Regions from separate parts of the Homo sapiens genome. Here region 1 is linked to region 2. A link is an interaction called in ENCODE POLR2A ChIA-PET data of the cell type or tissue named here. Cell type or tissue: A673. All regions are shown on one strand. Each heading gives the region's core, and the rest is flanking DNA. Links, peaks and the distances in the headings are about the cores only. Region 1 has its middle 43 kb from the start of TNNT2. Region 2 has its middle 17 kb from the start of PKP1.

What was found. ChIA-PET counts read pairs that join two places held together with the same protein. Peaks named below come from ENCODE experiments on the same cell type or tissue, not always from the same donor. Only the 100,000 strongest peaks of a DNase experiment are listed, where the experiment ranks them.
Region 1: POLR2A ChIA-PET joins it to region 2 with 15 read pairs; 6 of 35 experiments call an interaction of 5 or more read pairs at or near these places.

Annotation. Positions count from the first base shown.
Region 1 is chr1:201,333,606-201,336,489 of GRCh38, forward strand. No RefSeq gene overlaps it. Among named protein-coding and RNA genes, the nearest start is that of TNNT2, 43 kb to the right of the region's middle. In A673, for the core only: no CTCF peak of the experiment used is centred there; a DNase peak (open chromatin) is centred at 966; H3K27ac peaks cover 2,414 bases.
Region 2 is chr1:201,265,185-201,268,104 of GRCh38, forward strand. No RefSeq gene overlaps it. Among named protein-coding and RNA genes, the nearest start is that of PKP1, 17 kb to the right of the region's middle. In A673, for the core only: no CTCF peak of the experiment used is centred there; DNase peaks (open chromatin) are centred at 837, 1,317, 1,737 and 2,273; H3K4me3 peaks cover 1,215 bases; H3K27ac peaks cover 2,500 bases.

The sequences.
Region 1 (2,884 bases), core at 1-2,500, 68 kb after region 2:
TTGAATGCCTATTCTACCTGGGTTCTGTATTGGTGCTGGAGGGTCACAAAAACAAAGGATGTGATGGGCCCCAGCCTCAGAAGTCTCATAAGGGACAAGACAAACATAAGCAAACGAGGCATGTGTAGTAAATTCCAAGTAGTGCTGTGAACATAACCACCGTGGGCCATCAGTGCCAGTCAGGGCCACCTGGATGGGGAAGGTCAGGATGCTTGGGGAAGGGCTGAATGTGAGCTTTTCCCAATTTGAAAGAGTGGTGACTGGCAAGTCCTCTCTACTACAGCCCACGGCCCTGACCTCCTGGACCATCCCACAGTTTAGTAATGTCCAGAGAGGTCAGAGAGAAGGAGCTGTACCACAGACAAGAAGAAGATGGCCTATCTGTGGCCTGGACTGTTAAATACACGAGGCCTCGGACATCCAAAAAATGTTTTGAGACCTGAAAAATATGTATTGACTCCAAAATGTGAGATCAAGTTACAAATTTACAATCAACAGATGTTTAGATTGCTAAGCTTTCATTGGAATATAGCATGCATGCAGAAACATGTACAACTGAAAATGCATGCAGCCCAATGAAGCTTCACAAATGAATAGCACCCAGACCGAGAAACAGAACATTACCAGCACCCAAAACCCTGCTCAGACCCCTTCAGGTCACCATCCTCCTCCCCAGGGGTAACCACTGTCCTGACTTCTAACACCGTAGATTAATATTGCCTATTTTTGAACTTTATATAAAGGAAGTCAACAGTAAGTCCATTTTTATGTTTGGTTATTTTATCTCAACAATATGTTTGCAAGATTCATTCATTCCTATTCATGTTCCTACCACTGCCATATAATAATCTATGTGTAATTACGTTACAATGCAAAATGCAATATTACATCATCGCCATTGTTACATCTATTATTTATAAACAACTGGAAACAATTTGCGGATTAGTTGTCTCACTTCCTAAAAATTCCCACATGTGATATAATTACTGGGAAATTACAACTAACAGTAAAGAAGTTCGATTTTACGTGGGACGTGGGTGCACTTAATGTGTAGGAGTGCCAAAAAGCTACAGAAGTACTAATTCAACTGTCCCTGGCCAAGTGGGTGGCAGGCCCTCTGGCCCCTTCAGAGGACTGTCCAGTGAGAGCAAAAGGGTCCAGGAACAGATGGGCAAGACCAAACTGGGAGGCACCAGGAGCAGCTGGCAGCCTAAGCTGTGGAAAGGAGAAGGTCTCATGGTGCTGGAGGCTGAGTCTCCCAGACTCCATGTCAGGCTGCCTCCAGGTCTCTCTACCCTGAGCCCTGAAGCCATTTCCTCCTGTTGCCTTTGGAAGTATTCTGGCCTGGAACCCGATTCTCTCCACGAGAGATAAAGCATTCATTGTGCATCATTTTTGGAATGCAGTGCGTTCCGTTGTCCAACACAGTTGGAGAAAAGAGTGAACAGAAGTCGTTAATAATAACAATAGTCTTTTTTACTTGAGGGGGCCACACATTAACTCCTTTTGCTTTCAAAGCCTTAGGGTGTTGGTTTGCTGTTTTGATCTTTACTTCATTCTAGTGAGACAGGCAGAGCCCAGAGTATTACATTTCAATTTATAGATGAGGAAACAGACCCAAAGAGAGAAAGTGACTTGCGCAGAGTCACGTGGCAAGTTTGTGGCGGAACCAAGCCTGAGACTCAAGCCTCCTGTGTCCCAGCCCAAGTCTGCTCTGGTCAACTCGCATGAGGCTGCCCAGCTGTCAAAGTGTTAAAACTGTTCAGAGAGGCCTGACACAAAGGCGATACTGTGCATAACCAAATCTTTAATGAATCAGAAGCTCACAGCACCTCGAGGCATCATAAGATTACACATCTTATGAGCTGTGGTTGCTGTGCAGACATGCCAATAAACGAAGAGTTCTGATAGACGGAATATCAGATGCCAGAAACTACAGTGTGGATCATCTAGTCTGGGGCTGGTGGTTTGGTTGATTAGAATATGGAGGTAATGAGGCCAGGGCCACAGAGTGAAAAATACCTTAAGGACTCCTGCTGGTATCCTCCACCCTAACCCGTCATCCTGCACACCTCAGCAGGGTGTGAATGTCACCAAGTGACATGCCAGCCTCTCTGGGAAGCGTGTCAAAGCTGACAAGCCCCACTGATGGTGGATCAGCAGAGATATCCCATATACAGAAAGGATTTCAGGCTTCTGGCATTCCTAAGCCCTCTAGTTGGCCCATTAAGAAGTTTTATGGCTGCTGAATTAATTTTTAAAATTTCTAAAAAGCATTTCAGCATTTACCAAGCGGTTCTAAATCTCTGGGGTATAAATGTCACCCTCTGCACACAAGACCATTAAAATCCTGCTTTCTACACCTCTCTCTGAAAGGAAATGTCAACCAGGTCTCCAGGGCCAGTGGGGCCCATGCTGCACCCATGCGTGTTGTTCTGGATCCCTTTAGGCTCACCTGGCTGCATTCTGGGGCCCAGAGTTTTCCTGGAGGATAGCAGGGCTGTGGGGGACAACAGACAAGAACGACCACCTATTCTGTGACCCCCGTGGGGGTGGGCACTGACATGCATGAATGACCTTCTATCTCTATCCAGATGCTGCAAAGTAGGTGGGATCATTCCCATTTCACAGATAGGGAAACTATGGTTCAGAGGTGGAGCAACTTTTTCAAGGTCATACAGATAGTAGGTGATGGATTCGGATTTTGAAACAGGTCTGAGGCCAAGGTTGGTGCTCCTCTCCCTTCTCTATAGCTGCCATCTAGACAGCAGTTGCCAACAATTAGGTTGGCTCCAAAACTGCCCTCTAATGACTCCAACCTGTGACCATGGTGCCCCTCTGAGCCTTCTGTAACCAGTGTTCGAAAACAGAATAAGCACCTGTA
Region 2 (2,920 bases), core at 199-2,698:
CACAGACTCAACCTCCTGGGCTCAAGCGATCCTCCTGCCTCAGCCTCCTGAGTAGCTGGGACTAGAGGCGCATACCACCACATCCCACTCGTTTCTAAAATTTTTTTGTAGAGATGGGTGTCTCGCTAGGTTGCCCAGGCTGATCTCGAACTCCTGGGCTCAAGTTATCTTCCTACCTTGGCCTCCTAAAGTGTTGATATCACAGGAGTAAGCCACCATGCCTGGCCCATACTTTTAAAATATGAAAACGTTAAATGTATTTGTCCTTACATATAATAGAAAAAAATGGAAGATTAAGCTGAAGGCATTATTCAATCTTGGATAAATGTTTCATAATTACATGAGACACTTGTACCTATAAGATCCCTCTATGGATAAGAAAAATCATTTTTCAAAATTGTTTTAAGAAGCTGTAGTCACTGACTTTTAAAAGTATGCTTTCATTTCAGTCTGGCTGACTCCCTGCTATGAAAGATGAAATAACTAGCACCCTGTACTTCATCTCATCTCCCCTTCCCCCACCTCTTGATTTTTGTTGTTTACGTAATTTTCATTTTGTTGGGAGTTTTACATATTTTTATTCTGCTCTGCAACAGTTCTATATTTAAATGAATGCAGTGCTCACCACCAGCCTTTTATTCTCTGGGTTCTCTGGGTTAGCTCAAATAATTCATGGTTTTCTGGCTTGTGTGTCGGATTGTGTGTTCAAGACAGGCTTATCATGTCTGAGATGCTTCTACTGCCTTTAGATCTGACACAACTTATCTGGTATAACATTTGTGAGTCATGCTCTTCCTCATTCAATATTTTGTGGACATTGCTTTATGTACTTGGGCATTGAATGGGATGTCTGAGTCGAACCTGAGTTTTCTCTCTTTTGATGACTTTTCTTTTCTGCCTGCACTCCTGAAAATTATTTATGCTTTGAAGTTCAATAACTTAAACAGGATATGTCGGTGTGGACCATTTTCTATTTTTTTTCTGGTATGTCATGTGCCTTTTTTTTTTTTTTTTTTTTTTTTTTTTTTGCAAATTCAGTCCCTTATTGAAGAAAATTTTTTTTCTGTGTTACATCCCTGAATATCTTTTCTGTTTCATTTATATGGTTTTCTACTTAGGGATATTAATTTTTCTTATATTAGCTAATCTTCCTTCCCTCCCTCCCTCCCTCACTCCCTCCCTCACTTCTTTCCTTCCTTCCTTCCTTCCTTCCTTCCTTCCTTCCTTCCTTCCTTCCTTCCTCTCTTCCTCCCTTCCTCCCTTCCTTTCTTTTATCCTCCTAACCTCCCATCTTCTAATTGCTTGAATCTCTGCCTCTTTTTTTCTCTGCATTGATTATGATGGTTTCAAGCCTTTCCTTTAGCCATTCTATTTTTGGACTTGTATGTTGTTTCTAACTAGTTTATTAGCTGTGTAATTGCATCTAGTTCCCAATTGTTTTCCTAACCCTGCAATCTCTTCATCTCATTCAGTTTTATAATTATCTAGTCTTTGTATTTATATGGTATTATCATACTCTGAAACATGAAACACTGGTGAGGAATTTGTTTCTGTTTTCAGCTCAGGTTTTCTTCCAGCTTGGACTCTTTCACCTGTTTTCAGGCTATATTCCTTCCTTCTTGTTCCCCTGCCTGCATAGTATATTTTCATAGTTGCTGTGCTATTTCTTTTCATATTGCTTACTCTAACATGAACAGCTCTGTCCACACCCTCTACTTGCTTTAATATAAAGCAGATGAGTCACACGTGTCTCATATTGTTCCCTAGATTGCCTCATGCATGTAAGTCTTGCCTGAATGCCTGTGGCCTCCTCAGAAACAAGGAACCTGCTTCATTCTCCTCTAGCCTCGGTGCTATTCCCTGGTACGTGGCTTGCCACAGGCACACAAAATTGGGTGTCTGGGTTTTGACTCTAATTGTCAGAAATTGGGGATATATCAGGTTCTTAAATCCTAAAAGGCATTTAGAAAAATAATGACAGGATTCTGAGCAGCAGTTCTGGGAGCTTACTGAGGATAAAACAAGACAAAATGTATTTAAATTACGGCAAGAGAAATAGAAATTACTCAGAAAACATCACTTGCTGAATTCCAAGAGTTTACCTGCTACTAACTTATACTAATTTACAGTGGCAGAAACCTTAGGGTTATTTCCTTGAGGAGAGGGGATTTTATTTGTCTCATCTTCTGTGAGTGTGGAGTTTGCTTTGCAAAGTGCTACATCTCATATCTATACTGTCAGGAAAAGCTTTCTGGAAAAATTCCAACAACCACCACCATTTATTAAATACCTGCTCTGTGCCAGAAACTTTATATGGACCTTCCCACTGAATCCTCTCAAATGATCCTACAAGCGTGTTTTCACGTCTCCTTTTGCAGTTAGGAAAACTGAAGTTAGAGCAGTTAGGTAAGTAGTCCGAGGACACAGACTGGTGAGCGTCTGAGACAGGTGCACAGACCCACCGGTCCAGGCCCGGAGCCTGTGCCCCTCCACTGTGCTGCCTCCCAAGCTGGCGTTAAGGAGGTGAGATTTAGACAGGTTTCAACAAGGCAAGGGAAACAGAATGGGGCTTGAAAGATAGAAATGAAGAAAGCATTCTAGGCTATGGGAGTAAAAGGGGTGAAATGGCAGAGGGAGACGCGAGAGAAGGGTCTGGATATATACCCCAAAAATTGAAGACAGGGACTTGAACAGAGATTTGTCCGCCCATGTTCATCGCAGCATTACTCACCATAGCCAAAAGGTGGAAACCACCCACCGTCCATTGACAGGTGAATGGGTGAACAATATGTGGTCTATCCACACAGTAGAAAAGGAAGGAAACTCTGACATGTGCTACAATATGGATGAATCTTGATGACATTATGCTAAGAGAAATATGCCAGTCACCGGAAGACAAACACTGTCTGATTCCACTTAA